2 separate regions of the Homo sapiens genome follow, and region 1 is linked to region 2. Evidence: chromatin loops called from intact Hi-C (ENCODE). Cell type or tissue: psoas muscle. All regions are shown on one strand.

What was found. A loop is a pair of places that touch in the nucleus more often than their neighbours do. Peaks named below come from ENCODE experiments on the same cell type or tissue, not always from the same donor. Only the 100,000 strongest peaks of a DNase experiment are listed, where the experiment ranks them.
Region 1: it touches region 2 in a loop (5-fold over the local background); 9 of 110 quality-filtered maps call a loop at or near these places.

What each region holds. Positions count from the first base shown.
Region 1 is chr2:86,011,915-86,019,914 of GRCh38, forward strand. No RefSeq gene overlaps it. Among named protein-coding and RNA genes, the nearest start is that of POLR1A, 90 kb to the right of the region's middle. RefSeq lists an enhancer at 206-706. In psoas muscle, no CTCF peak of the experiment used is centred here; a DNase peak (open chromatin) is centred at 6,157; H3K27ac peaks cover 1,251 bases.
Region 2 is chr2:86,063,851-86,071,850 of GRCh38, forward strand. It overlaps POLR1A (RNA polymerase I subunit A), which reads right to left. Exons shown (of 34, transcript NM_015425.6): 13 at 6,168-6,422; 14 at 1,424-1,615. Among named protein-coding and RNA genes, the nearest start is that of POLR1A, 38 kb to the right of the region's middle. RefSeq lists a silencer at 2,503-2,703 and an enhancer at 5,622-6,821. In psoas muscle, no CTCF peak of the experiment used is centred here; a DNase peak (open chromatin) is centred at 4,461; H3K27ac peaks cover 7,432 bases.

The sequences.
Region 1 (8,000 bases), 52 kb before region 2:
GGGAAATTCGCTGAAGGCCAGTCCCCTGTTGAGTGTGGGGCTCTAGGCCCTCTTGGGTCCTGAGCAGAGCTGGGCCCCACTCCTTTCTCTCCCAGCAGTGACCGTAAGACACTGCCCCCAAGTGAGGAGAGGGACCCCTGTGTGAACCGGCTGCAGGAAGCCCTTGCTCCTTTCTCAAGGCTGCGAGCCAAAGAGAGCAGGCTCCTGGGGCTGTCTCTTCACTATCCAGTCCAGCCCTAACAACCTACTCCTGCTTGGGTCTCCCCGCCCCCTACCCTCTGCCCTGTGCTCCCACCATCCACTTCAGGCGAAAGGGAGAGTGTGCTGTCCTGTACATGCTCACACATTCCTGTGCCTATTACCTGGCCCCTCACCTGGAAGGCCTGTCTTTGATCTTCCACCTAGACAGAGTTGCCCCCCTCTGGCCCTCCCAACATGCAGCTGACCCAGGATGGTCCTGCAGCCCACAATGGCCTCGATGAGCACATCTCACAGGGCTAGGTAGGGGGCACTGGCAGAAAATTAGCACCCAATGGGGAGAGGCTGCAGCAGGACCAGAGCAGGAGCATGGCCAGGGCAGGATGCCCACCTGCAGCCGTCCCCAGGGGGCTTGGCCATGTGGCATGCGCTGCTGGTGGAGGAAGCTTGGCTGAGCATGGGGGCAGGGGAACAGGCCCCCACACACACTCAGATGCACGTTTACAATCACATGAGCTGCATTCTAACAGCTAGTGTATGTCCTTTTTATTCTCAAAAAAATTTTTTTACTGTAGTGAAATACACATAATATAAAAATGACCATCTTAACTATTTTTAGCTGTACAGTTCAGTAGCATTAAGTACATTCACATTGCTGTGCAACTCTCACCACCATCCATCTCCATAACCCTTTTCCTCTTGTAAAACTGAAATTCTATACCCATGAAACACTAACTCCCCATTTCCCCTTCTCCCAGGCCCTGGCAACCAGCATTCTGCTTTCCATCTTTATGGTTTTAACGATGCTAAGTACTTCAGTCTTGAATACTTTTCTCCATTCCCCACAGCACCCCGCTCCCCAGTCGCAGACACCCTTGCCTGCTCTTGATTTGCCTGTGACATTGCAGTGGTTAACATGGGCCCCCTTGCCTCCAGTCAGAAGGCAAATCAATCCCTTCCCTGCTCTAGCAGGATTGGAAGTCACTGAACCTATTTGCTTCTCATTCAAAGTGATGGCAGCCAGAGGGTGGTGTGGCAGTGCTGGGATGGGTGGGGTGCAGGCAGTGGAGATGGCAGGAAGGACAAAAGCCTCAGCTGTTCTAGGGGACAGTGGCAGGAAGAGCCGCCTGTGATCCAGACAGACCCCAGTATAGGCATCTGCGCAGCATCTCTAAGACAGATGCAGCATATCCCACACAGGAGGAGGAAAGAGAAGGGTGAACCCTTCACGAGAGACTTTCAATTGTCTCTGATGGCTCATCCCTACCTCACAGCCTGCTGTGATGCTTAGAGTTCTCTAGGCAGCCATCCCTAATTGAGTATAATGGACTGAATGTCTGTGTCCCCCCTCAAATTCATATGTTGAAGCCCTAACCCTCAGTGTGGATGTATTTGGAGATGGGGCCTCTAAGGAAGTAATTAAGGTTAAATGAAGTCCTAGGGTGGGGTCTTGATCCAATAGGATTAATGTCCTTCTAAGAAGAAACATCAGAGTGTGCCAGCATGTGCTCGTGCTCTCTCTCCTCTCTTCTCTCTCTGCCTCTGTCTGTCTCTCTCTGTCTCCTTGTGGAGGAATGAGGAAGGGCCATGTGAACACACAGCAAGATGGCAGCTTCCTATAAGCCAAAGAAAGAGACCTCAGAATAAAACCTACCTTGCGGGCATTTTGATCTCGGACTTCTGGCTGCAGACTGTGAGAAATAAATTTCTGTTGTTTAAGCCACCCAGTCTGTGGTATTTTGTTACAGCAACCCAAACTGGCTGAGACATCGAATCATCATGAAGCCACGGGGCAAAGGCATGGGAGTATTAACAGGCATAGCTTGTATCAGAAACGGGGAGTAGCATGGTGTGTCCAGAGGCCATGGCATTTAGAGAGGGGTGTAACTAGAGATGGAATCAGAGAGCTAGAGCCTCTATATCATCTATGGCAATGCAGGCCATGCCAGGGCCTTGGGACTTACCCTAAGAGCACTGAGGAATGATCTTCACATTTGCATTTAGAAAGAGCTATCTGACTGCTCTGTGCAGGCTTGATCAGTAGAAGTGGGGAGGAGCAGTGGAAAGGGTGGGGATGAAGGGGCAAGAGATCAAGAGGCAGCTGTTCCATGGATCAACCATAGGGTAGATGTGGGCCATGGGAAGGGATGGGCCTGGTCACCAATTAGCTGCAGATGAAGAGGCAGTTTCTGGCCTGGATGATGATGAGTTGCACAAATAGTTCTCCCCTTGACAGAGACGTGATTGACTCCCAAGCCTGGGCAGGTCCCAGGTTCCAAACAGAACAGAAGTCCCTGAATCTTATTTCTACCACATTCAGTTGGTCAAAGCTAGTCACAGGCCAGCCCAGATTCAGTGCTGGTGGGGCCTACCTGACGGTGTGAATACAAGGAGGCTCAAGTCGCTGGGATCATTTCATAACACCCCACCACCACATCCAAGTTCCAGACAGGAAGAAAGGGAAAAACAAAGCCAAAGGCCAGAAGCACTTGCCACCTAGCTAGGCCTATCCTTTTGAACAAGCTTTCCCCGAAGTCTCATTCAGTGCCTTCCTCTGGTCCAGAGAAAGAAATGGGTCACATGACTATCCCTAGCTGCAAGGGAGTCTGGGAAACAGTATTTTAACCTGAGCACACTGACACCACCAATAAAATCCAAATTCTCAGTAAGGAAGAAGGAGAGGATAGATCTAGAGGAAGCAACTAGCAGGGCCTGCTTCAGAGGCCATGGAAGAGTTGGGGGGAACCACCACCACTAAGTGCTTTTATGGGAGAGAAGCCATGCTCAGCATGCACCAAATTATGAGAAAATGGAGAGGCTGGTTCATTAGGTCTGGGGTGGGGTCCAAGGTGTGCATCTCCAACATGCTCCCAGGGCTGCTGATCCTGGCAGTAGGAAGATCACACTTGGAGTGGCCCTAAACTGGGTTATACTGGGGTCACAAGCAACCCCACATGTCAGAGGTTTAAATAGCTGAGGTTTGTTCCTTACTCATGCAGCCTGTGCACTGTGAGTTGGCTGGGGCTTTGCGCCTGGGAGCCAGGTGGCCAGAGCATCTACCATCTGGAGCAGCACTGGTGACCAGGCCAGAGGGAAAGAAGTCATTCATGGCAAAGAATTAAGCAACTCTTAGAAGTCATTCAAGTCAAATGGCCATGCCCAACATCTGGCAGGGAGGGGAAGCCGGTACTGGTGAACCATACTACAGACTATGACAGCTTCACAGAAGAGATGGGATTTAAGCAGAGGGGTCTTTGAAGGATAAATAGGAGCTTACTCTGTAGAGAAGGGGCCAGAACATTCGAGGCTGAGGGAACATCATAAATAACTATAACACCAATGTTGAGCACCTGTCGTGTACCAGAAGCATTCAAATCGTTTCCTGACTGGTCTTCATGAGAACACTGAGATATTATTAGTCCATTTTATAGAAGAGGAGGCTGGGGGTCTGAGATCAGCTGGCCACTTGCTGAAGGTCACAGGGCCAGAAAGTGGGGCCCAGGAAATCAAACCCAGTGTCCTGGCCCTTCCCTCCCCTGCCACAGTGGAGTCATGGAGCCTCGTGACTGTGTGGAGTGTTTGCAGAATAATCTGTGTGATGCTCTTTCTCTGGAAATGGCCCCAACACCCAAAGGGTTTTTTGGGGGTGGATGGGGAATTATTAAGGGGTTGCAATATTTTTTTATTGTGGTAAAATACACACAATGTAAAAGTTATCATTTTCATCATTTTTAAGTGGCATCATTTTAAGTTCAGTGGCATTCAGTACATTCACATTATTGTGCAACCATCATCGCCATCCATCTCCAGAACTTTTTCATCTTTCATAATTGAAACTGCCTCCATTAAACATTAGTTGCCTATTCCCTCCTCACCCCAACTCCTGGCAACCACAATTCTAATTTCTGTCTTTAAGAATTGGAGTGTTCTAAGTACCTTATATACATGAAATCATATAGTATTTGTCCTTTTGTGTCTGACTTTTTATCTTAGAGTAATGTCCTCAAGGTTTACCCATGTTGTAGCGTGTGTCAGAATTTCATTCCTTTTTGTGGCTGAATAAGGTTCCATTGGATGTATATACAGTATTTTGTTTATTTATGCATCGGTCCATGGATACTTAGGTTGTTTCTACCATTTTGGCTATCGTCAATAATGCTGCTATGAGTGAACAAATATCTGTTTGAGTCCCTGCTTTGGGTCCTTTTGTGTATAGACCCAAAAATGGGATTCCTGGTTCTAGAGGAGTTTTTCTGTTTGTTTTGTTTTTTTAGACAAAGTCTCACTCTGTTGCCCAGGCTGGAGTACAGTGGCACAATCTCTGCTCACTGCTACCTCCACCTCCCAGGTTCAAGTGATTCTCCTGCCTCAGCCTCCCAAGTAGCTGGGATTACAGGCGCGTGTTACCATGTCCAGCTAATTTTTGTATTTTTATTAGAGATGGGGTTTCACCATGTTGGCCAGCCTGGTCTCAAACTCCTGACCTGTGATCCGCCCTCCTCGGCCTCCCAAAGTGCTGGGATTACAGGTGGGAGCCACCGCGCCTGGCAGGAGTTTTAAACATACAAGACAAAGGTGCCTGTGGGCTTCGTTGGGGTCTGGGAAAATGCTGCGCAGGAGCACTGCAGGAGGATGCCAGGCCCTAGGATGTCCTAGTTCATCTCCCTTCAGCTGGCTCTGGGGAGGAGGATCTGTGGGAGCCCCGCATCCCATCCAAGATACACAAAACTTCTCTGCCAGTTGTTTAACTGCTTCACAGGCACAGACCTTGTCCCCAAGGAGTCGGAATGTTCTCACGGGAAAACAGTCGATAACACACCCGAGTCTTCCTTTCCTTCATCTATAAAACAGAGGTGCTGGTGTCGCCCGCCTGCCTCACAGACAGTTGTGAAGTTTGAATGAACTAATGCCTGCAAAGGATGCAGAGAGAAGCTGGAGGCTCATTCTGCACCTGCTGCTGCTGTAGGCCTGCCACGCCCAGCCCGCTTGCGGGTCAAACTGGGGCGCTGACAGGAGCTGCTGTCTGCAGAGGCTGGGGGCCTCTGGGGCTATTTCCACAAACCCAGGAGAGTTCTGGGGCTGAAACAGCTAAAAAGAGGGCAGACCAGAGGTAAGATGGCTTCCTCATGACAGTTCTAGGGCCGAGGTTCTCAAACTGGAGCATGAGTGAAAATCCCCCTGATAGTGTTCAAACTCAGATAACAGCCTCCACCCTGCAGTTTCTGACTCGGGAGTCTGGGGTGCGGCCTGATAATTTGCATTGTAACAACTCCTCCTCCTCCGGCTCCTCTTCCTCTTCCTCCTTCTCTTCTTCTTTTTTTGAGACAGACTCTCGCTCTGTCACCCAGGCTGGGGTGCAGTGTCACGATCTCATGATCTCAGCTCACTGCAACCTCTGCCTCCTGCGTTCAAGCAATTTTCCTGCCTCAGCCTCCCAAGTAGCTGGGATTACAGGCACCCACCACCACGCCCAGCTAATTTTTGTATCTTTAGTAGAGACAGGGTTTCACCACATTGGCCTTCTGGTCTCGAACTCCTGACCTCAAGTGATCTGCCTGCCTCGGCCTCCCAAAGTGCTGGGATTATAGGTGTGAGCCCCCGCACCTGGCCTGCATTCTAACACATTCTTAGGGGCTGCCGTTGCTGCTTACCTGGGGACTTCACTGTGAGAACCACTGCTCTAGAAAATGAAGGAGAAAAAGATGTTCATTTTTGAGGACCGTGGACACATGGATTCCCTCCTCCTTCTCTTTTTTCCCTTTCCTTCCTTCTTTGTCCAATATTTAATTGAGCATTAAAATTGGGACTACAGAGAAAAAAAAAAGACAGAGTCTTGGCCTATAACAGAGAGTCTAGAGCTGGGCTGGCCAGATGGTCGCCGGCTGCCCAGGGACCCAGCCTGCTGTGACCGGACGCGGAGGAATCCCAATGAGTCAGCCTGCAGGTGGAAGGGAAACACCGTGTCCCAGGCCAGGGGCCAGGGCAGCTTGCCAGGTCCTGTGAGAGCCCAGGCAGAGCCCGGGCAGCCCTGTCCCTGGGGTTGGGTGGTCCCCAGGCGGCAGGACGCTGGGTGAGGAGCCGGTTTGTGGAAGAGCACCTGCGACAGGGCTGTGCCCGCCCAGGCCAGGCCTTCAGAGGCCACGATGGAAGGTGGATGAGAAGTACAGTGAGCAGGACAGACATCCTATGGGCAGTGGAATGGCCTTGGCTCAAGTTGTTCCATTTCCCCTTTTCAATACTCTGCCCCCCATGCTGAGCCCCGCAGGCTACCTTCCCATGGATCCACCCTCCAGGCTTCTGTAGCCTTCCATTCCCTCCCTCACCGACCTGGCTTTCATTCCTCAGGGGCCTCCTATTTTCAAAGGAGAGAACTAGCCACTTTGATCAGCACGACCTAGGAGATGTCACCCTACACCAGTCAGAACCCGAGGACGATGCCAGAGGTGCCCCACGCAAAGGCACATCTCCAAGAGGGGCAGCAGACCTGGCCTCCCCTTCACCACTAGATCCATTTCTTCAACTGTGAAATGGGGCCAACAGGACATGTGTCGCCGGGCTGTGGGGATTTGATGAGATGATATCACAAAGAGGTTCTTTGTAACTGGTACAGTCCATAGCCAGGTCCTCTCCGCAGGAAAGCCCCAAGGCTGGAAGATCCCTTTGGGTTAACCCACCACTATTTCCTCAAACTCTTCAATATTGACTTGTGCTTTGATTTGGGCCATCACTTGGGAGTCTCAGTTCCTTAAGGTGACTGCTTGTTATTCATTTGCTCTAATTTCATCTCTTGTGAGCTGCCAGCTCCCCAACTAGATAAACTGCAGACCCCACCCCCTAGTAGTCTCGTCTGTACCTCCTAGAGACATACCTTAGAAGAGGTGTTCTGGGGCCTGGAGAGGCATTTGGTGCCCTCACATCTACCTGCCATACCACATGCAGGGCAGCCTTTAACAAAGTCCAATCCTCAGGGTCTGTCCAAGCAAAGGGGGTGGACACAGAGAGGAGATTAAGGACCCAGACTCTGGAGACACCTGCTTGGCTTCAAATTCCTGTTCCACGACTTGATGACTATGTCTTTGGGTGAGTTACTGTAAGACGAGGAGAGTCACCATACTCCCTCACTGGGTGGTTGTGAGGAGTGGATGGATGAACAGGTATAAAAGACTGGGGCCAGCCTGCACCTGGTGAGCTCCAGGTCAAAGTGAGCCCCTGCATTTGTAAGCGAGCCAAGCAGAAGCCACGAATGACGGCAGGGCTGCTTCATGTTGCTCCTGATTTCTGGTAATTTTCTGCTCTTACCACAGTCCCCTCCAGCACAACTGGACATGCTGCTGTAAGTGTAGTCTTCTTATCCATCACAATAGGTAATTTGCCTTTTTAAAAAATTTTATTTTTGAGACAGAGTCTGGCTCTGTCACCCGGGCTGGAGTGCAATGGCACAATTTTGGCTCACTGCAACCTCCACCTCCCAGGTTCAAGTGATTCTCGTGCCTCAGCTTCCCAAGTAGCTGGGACCACAGGCGTGTGCCACCATGCCTGGCTAATTTTTTGTATTTTTAGTAGAGACAGGGTTTTGCCATATTGGCCAGGCTGGTCTCAAACTCCTGGCCTCAAGTGATTCTCCTGCCTCGGCCTCCCAAAGTGCTGAGATTATAGGCATGAGCCACCATGCCCAGCTGTGCTTTTTCAATCAATCTATGTACCTTAGAAAAGGTTGCAGTGAGCCGAGATTGTGTCACTGCACTCCAGCCTAGGCGACAGAGAGAGATTCCATCTCAAAAAACAAAACAAAACAAAACAAA
Region 2 (8,000 bases):
CCTTAAGTTCTGCTTCAGTGGCATCCCACAAATTTTGTTGTGTTTTCATTTCATCTACTTCAGAATGCTTTCTAATTTCCCTTTAGATTCTTTTGACCCATGAGCTATTTAAGAAGTACGTTATTTAGAAGTACAAATATTGAGGGCTTTTCCAAATATCTTGGTTGCTGATTTCCAAATTCCATTATGCCCAGAGGCCACATCTTGAATCCTTTTAAAATCCTCTGTACCAAATAAAATTAGGAAATAGGTCCAGGTTTTGCTTCTGTCACGGGTGAGATTTTTTAGTGTGTCTCTAAAGGTTGGTACGGGCTTTTTTTTTGCCAACAGGTGAAAAGGGCAAGAGTGACTACACTATGCAAGAATTTGTTTGTGGGTTAGTCTGGTTTCAAAGAGAAAAACCATGTTTAGAATCAGAACTTAGCTTAGCAAGTTAATTTCTACTGTCCCAGGAAATGATGAGGAACTGAGACACACAGGGCTAAGATCACATAGCCAATTAGAAGTTGATCCTTAAGGCTGAACTTGGATACTCAGGCAACAGCAGAAGAACATATTTTACTGTTTTTCATTATTTGGTCGCCACATATCATGTAATTTGGTTACTTTGAGAGGAAGTATGGTATGATGCTTCTGGGGTTGAAAAGTCCTGGGTTTGATCTGTCTCCTGTAGTCTTGGGCATGTAATTTATCATCTCCTAAATGGAGATAATAATGGTGTCTGCATTGCAGATTAGTCGTGAGTATTAAATCAGATAATGTGTCTAAAGCACTCAGCAAACATATGGAACTTCCCAACAAATATTACTATTACTCCACCAGCACCACTGCCTATTACCACCATATTTGTATTATGAGGACACCAAATTTAAGTTAGAAGCAAAGGACAGAAACTATGCAGTCTACTTTTTTTTTTTTTGTGGAGACGGAGTCTCACTCTGTTGCCCAGGCAGGAGTGCAGTGGCTGATCCTGACTCACTACAACCTCCACCTCCTGGGTTCAAGCGATTCTCTTGCCTCAGGCTGAGGCGATTCTCTTGCCTCAGCCTCCCGGTAGCTGAGATTACAGGCACTAATCCCACGCCCAGCTAATTTTGTACTTTTAGTAGAGATAGGGTTTCACCATGTTAGCCAGGCTGGTCTCAAACTCCAGACCTCAGGTGATCTGCCCGCCTCAGTCTCCTAAAGTGTTGGGATTACAGGTGTGAGCCACTGCACCAGGCTACTATGCAGTCTACTCTTGCTAGACACTCCCTTGAAGCCACCCAGACTCAGGAACCCCAAACAAAGGGGAAAGAAAGTCAGACTATTGCTGGCTTAGCCATTTCTCTGTCTCTGGTCTGGACTCTTCTGAGAATAAAACCTTTTACATGAGTGGCCTATTTCCTTTTGTTACATACACTGGCTGTTCTCTCCCAATTACCTGTTTTCCTGTCCACAGCGGAAAGGGCTTCAGGATGGAAGGAGAAAGGAGCTTCACGCGCCCCACTTTGTCCGTGAGTCCTCGGTACACCAGCTCCATATAGTGCTCCCGGGTGAAAAAGCAACCCCGAGTAGTCATGCTTGCCCCTGAAACCATGTGATCCTGGATCAGTCCCGCCAATGGTTGGCCATCCTATAAGCCAAAACAGACAACACAAGAAGAATGAAAATAAATCTTAAGTCAAACTCTAATCCCTAATCGCCTGCCTGGAAGCCACTTTCTATCAAGAGCCCTTCTTATATCCCTGTCTTGTCTTGCCCACATCCTCACTATGTTCTTGCTTGGGAGCCAACTGCTTCCCAAAGCACATGACCAGGGTTTAGCACTGGCTTCTACGTTTGCCATTTGCCCACTATCCTATATCAAGACTGCTTCAAACTCATCCCGTTCCCCCGGCCTTCTCTGTTTAATCCCATCTGGTTCTAGTTACTCCAGCATATTTTTGGCATTTATGCCTAAATTTGGTCTGGCTGCTGTCAGCTGTGTTCTTGTTTTTATACTTTGGTTTTATGCTTTAGTATTTTTCACACGTTTCTGGCCTGGCTCTTCTGTAAATCAGTCATGCACTCAACAAATATTTATCAGGAGCCTCCTGAATGCCTAGGCACTGGGTAGGCTTTTCCCTACTCCAGGGGACCAAACAGACATGGTCCTTTATGATGAAGAAGAACTAGACAGTAAACAAATGATTGGATAAATACAATATCACAAAGTGTTTTAAATGCCAAAGAGGAAAATAACAGGGTGGGTCATAATATAGACTTGAGGTGAGGGGGATGGTCAGAAATAGCCTCTCCGAAGGGCAGTTTCACAGTTGAGGCCTGAGGGGTGAGCTGGCCAGTGTTGGGAGGAAGGGGTTCCGGCACAGGTTCCTCAAGAGAGCTGTGAGTGGGCCTGATGTGCATGACTGCAGAAGGGAGAATAGCCATTATTAGTTATCTCTTCACAACACAGCACAGGGTTCATGGTGGGCCCTTAATAAAGGCTGTTATCTACCAGATGCCAAAAAGAAAGGCTTTTATGAAAAGCCTGAGATTTGGTGAGTGCATTAATTTCATTTGACACTTTCACAGCCATTCTGATCCCCAGTCTCCTGAACCTTATCTGTCGGGTCTGTGTTCACGGCAACATAACGCACGCTGAAGTAAAAATAGCTATGCTCACTGACGTTCTTTAAGATGTAGATTTTGTAAACTTTTCAATGTTTATAGGAATTTGAGAAAAACCTGTGCCTTGGATATAAAGATTATTAATCATTTGATTATTTGTTAAATACTAGCCAACAGTATGGTCATGTTTTATAACTAAGGCTAAGGGAACTCACAAATGCAGTCTGGGAGAAGCACCAGAAATTTAACCATATGTACTAACTCAAAGGCTAAAAAAGGATCCTTGTCAAATGGTCTAAACACTACAGTGATGGGCTCTATGTAAACTCAAAGATAACGATTACAGATGGGCTGGAAAGGTGGCACAGACCTAAGGCAAGATCAGATGGAGCACACAGCCCCTCTTATGAAGGCTTTCACTTAATAATGTACATAAAAAAATTATACTCTACCTCTTGTTGCCTAGATGGTCTTATTTTGCTTGGGGGAAAAACCCAAACCAGTATTATGCATTTGACTCATCTCACAGTCTTTGGGGGGCAGATACTGATTTTTCCTTTTGTTTTTTTCCTTAAAGAACATAATTACAGGTTCTGTGATCTATTCAGTGCCTTTTCCTCTCTCTGTCCAGATTTTTCCATGACTAGACAATTACTTTGATGGCTAAATCATTTTCAATGCAATCATCACAAATTCTATGGCAGAATGCTGATTAAAGCAATTACTAAAGGTCTACTTATAATTCTAAATTTCCTAACTCCTGCTTAGGATCAGAAAGAACACCTCTGAATCAAAACCCCAGACAATTGTCAGCTTTACTATTCTCCTTAATAGCAAAATGACATTACAATTAATGTCTCTGGTTAGGATGCTTTGTGAATAGGGTATCCCTGTAACTTGAATTTTCTAGCTGACTAAGTAGAAGTCAGGAAACATATCTGAAGCCTTGCTTAAAAACTTTCCACAAAGTATGGGCCCTCAATAAATAAACAGAAGGAAAAAAAATTAGTCCAAAAAGTAACACATAAATGAAAAGTTTAACTGTTTTCATGGAAAAGAAATGAGTTCCATTCAACTCCTATTTTAAGTAAAAAGACGCCACAAAACTCTACTAAGTACATAAAACCAACGACAAAATGTACTTTAATTCAGTATTATGGTTACTTAAGGAAGATAACCTGGTAATAGAGAAGAAATTGAATTATAAATAAAGAAATATGGAAACTAAGGGAAATAAAGATATGCTAAGAAAAATTACCTCAAAATACTGGTTTTCCTAGTTTAACCAAATCAGCTCTTGTCCTTTTAGGACTCTGCCAATAAAGACATGTTGCATTTTTATAACCATTAGCAAATATAAGGATTCCACTTCTTGGCATTTACACCAAGGACTAAATAAAATTTATCAAGAATCAAAAGCTCTTTACCTCCGACAAAAGAAAGTGAATGAAAGTACAGTGAATCTTCAAGCCATCTCCCATAAGCTTTTTTCAATAAATTAATTTATTGACATTAAGTTTATTTACCTGTGTTCTCCTGCCTCCCTTAAGTGTACGCCCAACCTAAAACTCATAGGCATATTAGCATGTGATGAGGTCCACTTGGATTTATATGTCAGCCCACTGCAGGACACAATGTAAGCATGAAGTCTCCTATGGCTTTGCACCGTATTCAATCAAAATCAAGCACAGCACATTCAAGGTCACTGGTCTGAGGACTTCAGAGCACCTCAACTCCCCACATAGCTAATGCCTCAGGTCACTCTGCCAGCAAAAAACCATCTGCTGCTCCCCGGTAGTGTCCCCTCTGGTGAAATATGACTCGGCTGCTATAGAGTCAGAGACCCACACAGTTCTGGCAGCCACTTCCTGTCACCTGCCTTCCCTTAGTCCCAGCCTTGGCTGTCGAGTGGGGCTAAGAACACGCACAGCCAAGCACATGGGCGGGGGGGGGGGGCGGGTGTCGTCCAAAGCTGCTGGGTTCAAGTCTTGGCCTCATTGCTGGCTGACATATTACTCACTTGGTGTTTCCTTGTCTGAAAATCACACCAACCTCATAAGGAAGGGAATGTCTGCAAACTGCTTACAGCAGTGCCTAAGGCCTGTGACCCACTTAATAAATGGCAGCTTTTACTGCCACCACCACAGAGCCACATTATTATTTAAATGAAAACATAAAAAGCCACTTTTCAAATTAGCAAATGTATTTTTTTTAATTTCCAAGTAATCTGGGTAGGCCCTTCACCACTTCTTCCTACATTTAGTCCCTTTGCTAATCCACAGCCAACAAAGGTGGGCAGAGAAGGGAAAGGCCAACTCAAACAACCGGGACCCTTGTGAAGCCACAGTGGTGCATCTGGTGGGAAAAGGGTCCGGGATGCCGGGCTCCTGGCCACCTGCCTGATTCCTTCGTGGCAGACGGCTGATGGGAATAGAGAAGCTCCAAGGAGCAGAGGATGCTGATTGACACTAGGCATCTCTGAGCAGCCCCTGGCACTCCCTGTGCACAGAGGTCTCCATCTCTGTGGTAGCACAAACCCTAGGAAGATCCAGGAACTCCTTGTCCTTCCTGCTGCTTCTCAGCTGAGTGTCCTTGGACAAGTTACACGAATCCTTCAAGTGTAAAATGTGGACATGAATAGCACCTACCTCCAAGGACTGTGGGGAGGGTGAAATGAGGAGCCTCTAAAGTGCTCTCTGCACAGTGTATGGCACTGAAAAAGTACTTGGGAAATGGGAGCCTTGGTTTGACGTTACGATTATTCTTCATACTCCACCACAATCCAAATGAATGATGTATAACTATGAATCATTGTGGCGCAAATGGCTTATAATTTAGGAGGACTCAGACCTTTGGGTGGGTGGTGAGGGTGAAGGAGGCACTGGAACACACTCTGTCTTCTTTCCTGCAGCCTGCCTCTTTCCCCGCTCTGTCCCTCCCATGAGCACATGCTAACTCAGGCCCCTGCCACTCCTGGCCAAGAGTCAGCTGCTAAGGAGACGGGGGAGGAAGTTCTATCCTTCCCTCGTGTCCCTCTGGACAGCTGTGACCACAAGGGGTTGCCCTTGAGGAGTGAACTTGGAGAAAGAAGGAAAGGATTCAAAGGGGACAGAAGATGCCTTCACGGGCTGCTGCGGGATCTCTTCTGGGCCCTTGGGGTTAGGCTGCTTCTTAAAACTCATGTTTGTCAGAACAAAGGATCAAAGTCATCAGTGGACCATGAGAACCATTACAGTGTTGGGATGCTAATGCTAGCCGGGGGCTACTAAGTTGCAGAATCCAAATTTAAGTGCTGAACACAAGACCTATCACACAGTTATTAAGGTTGGCTTTCTGGGATGGCTATCACAATTTCTGTCCTGATTTACATTTTACAACGCAGCAAAACAGAAACATTTCCCAGCCTCTAAGCCACTAGATGGGCTAAAAGCCCCACCTGGGAGAAACCAGGACCCTCCATTCCAGGCGCCCCTGTCCTGGAGCTGCCCAATGACCCCAGGGGCTGGCAGGGCCCAACTTAAAAGTGCTAAGTCATGCTGACGATGACCACGGAACAGCCTCAAGGCCAGACCTACCTTGGGAACAAGGTACTGCTGATCAGTGCAGGCCAGGACGTAGGCCTCGGCCCGGCCCAGCTCACTCTGGGGGAAATGGGCATTCATCTCGTCTCCATCAAAGTCGGCATTATAGGCCTTGCAGTTGGCATAGTGGAGCCGCAGCACTTTCTCTTCAGGCAGGATGCGGGCACGGTGGGCCTGGATGGAGGGTCTGTGCAGTGTGGGCTGTCGGTTCAGTAGCAGAATGTCCCCATTCTTCACATGCCGGCACACCTGGGAACAGAGTGGACAGGTGGGTGATCAGTGCAAACGTCAGTATCACCACGGCTCTTTCCAAGTGCTCACCTCAGCTTGACCAAGGTGTGGCTTTTGTCTCACGTTCTAGTTAACTAAATGCAAGGGGAATTTTTCATCTGGAGCAAAACCCTGGAAATCTCTGAGAAATACGTCCTAGGCCCTTCTGGTCCTGGCCCTTTACAACCCTGATCCTGGCTCTAGGCTCAGAAGTATAAGGAACAAATAAGACCACAGGTCTTTGTCTTCTTCAGAGATGCATAGCCGTCCCAGGTTTCTGGATTACTCTGAAAACTAATCCAAAGAAAGAAATGGATACAACTCCTGAAGATATAACCATAACAAAATGAAGACATAACCATAAAACCACTGGGTTTGAAAGGCATTGGCAGACTTTCGAATCCCCCCCCCGCCGTGATCACATGTGAGTACATTATTCTAAACAGAAATTCTACATTTCACAAAAAGTTTGCCCAGCTTCATATAGCAGAGCCAGAAAAGGGTTCTTAGTTAGTTCAATGCCCTCAGAGAACACTTTATTGCACTTCAAAAATTAAGAGCTGTAAATTGTCATAGTCTTTTGGGAACAGAGTTTGAAAATAGCAATTAAAACACTTAAAACACATTTTCTGTTGGCTCTTCAAGAAAAAAAAAAGCACCCACACAAGGTTAGATGAGTATGTATGTTTGTGTAGCAGCATTTACAGCGGCAAAAACTAGAAATAACCTGACTGCCCCATAGAAGGGGCAATAGTGTATCCACACTATGGAATATTATGCAGTGATGAACAAGGATAAGGTAAATGTATACAAGGCCTAAAGTGATAGCAATAATGTATTACAGCAAAGAAAAAAAAAACCCAGGTGGCATGTGACATGATGAAAAAAAAAAACAATTTAAAAACCAACCCAGCTTCTCTCTCTCTCCGTGTGCATGTGTGTGTGTGTGTGTGTGTGTGTGTGTGTGTCTATGGGAAAGGGGTGGTTGGATCCTCACTAGGCTGTACTATTTTTCTGAGACAGGGTCTCTCTCTGTTGCCAGGCTGGAGTATAGTGGTACAATCATGGCTCACTGCAGCTTCAACCTTCTAGCCTCAAACGATCTTCCCGCCTTGGCCTCCCAAAGTGCTGGAATTACAGGCATGAGTCACCACACTCAGCTACTTTCCTACATCTTAGCATCGTTCTTCCTATAATGAGTATGTGATGCTTCTGTAAATTTTAAAAAAGGTCTTCACTTATTTTTAAAGAAAGAAATATTGAACAAGTGCTATGCTCATTGCTAGAGGGAAAACAGAAAATACAATTTAAAGATAAGAATTTAAAAATCACAAGTAATTGTACCCCTCTAAGATAACCACTGCTCATACTTTTCCCCCCTTATAAATATCTGGCTGGTCATGTCCTTCTGACAGACATCTCTCTCACAAAGCTGACTTTCCTGTACCGCCTATTAAGACACTTACCACCCTTATCTTTAATTATATTAACTACTGGGCCTCCTAAACACTGAACATAAAGTGACACCTTAAAAGACAAATGTATGAAGGTAACTGC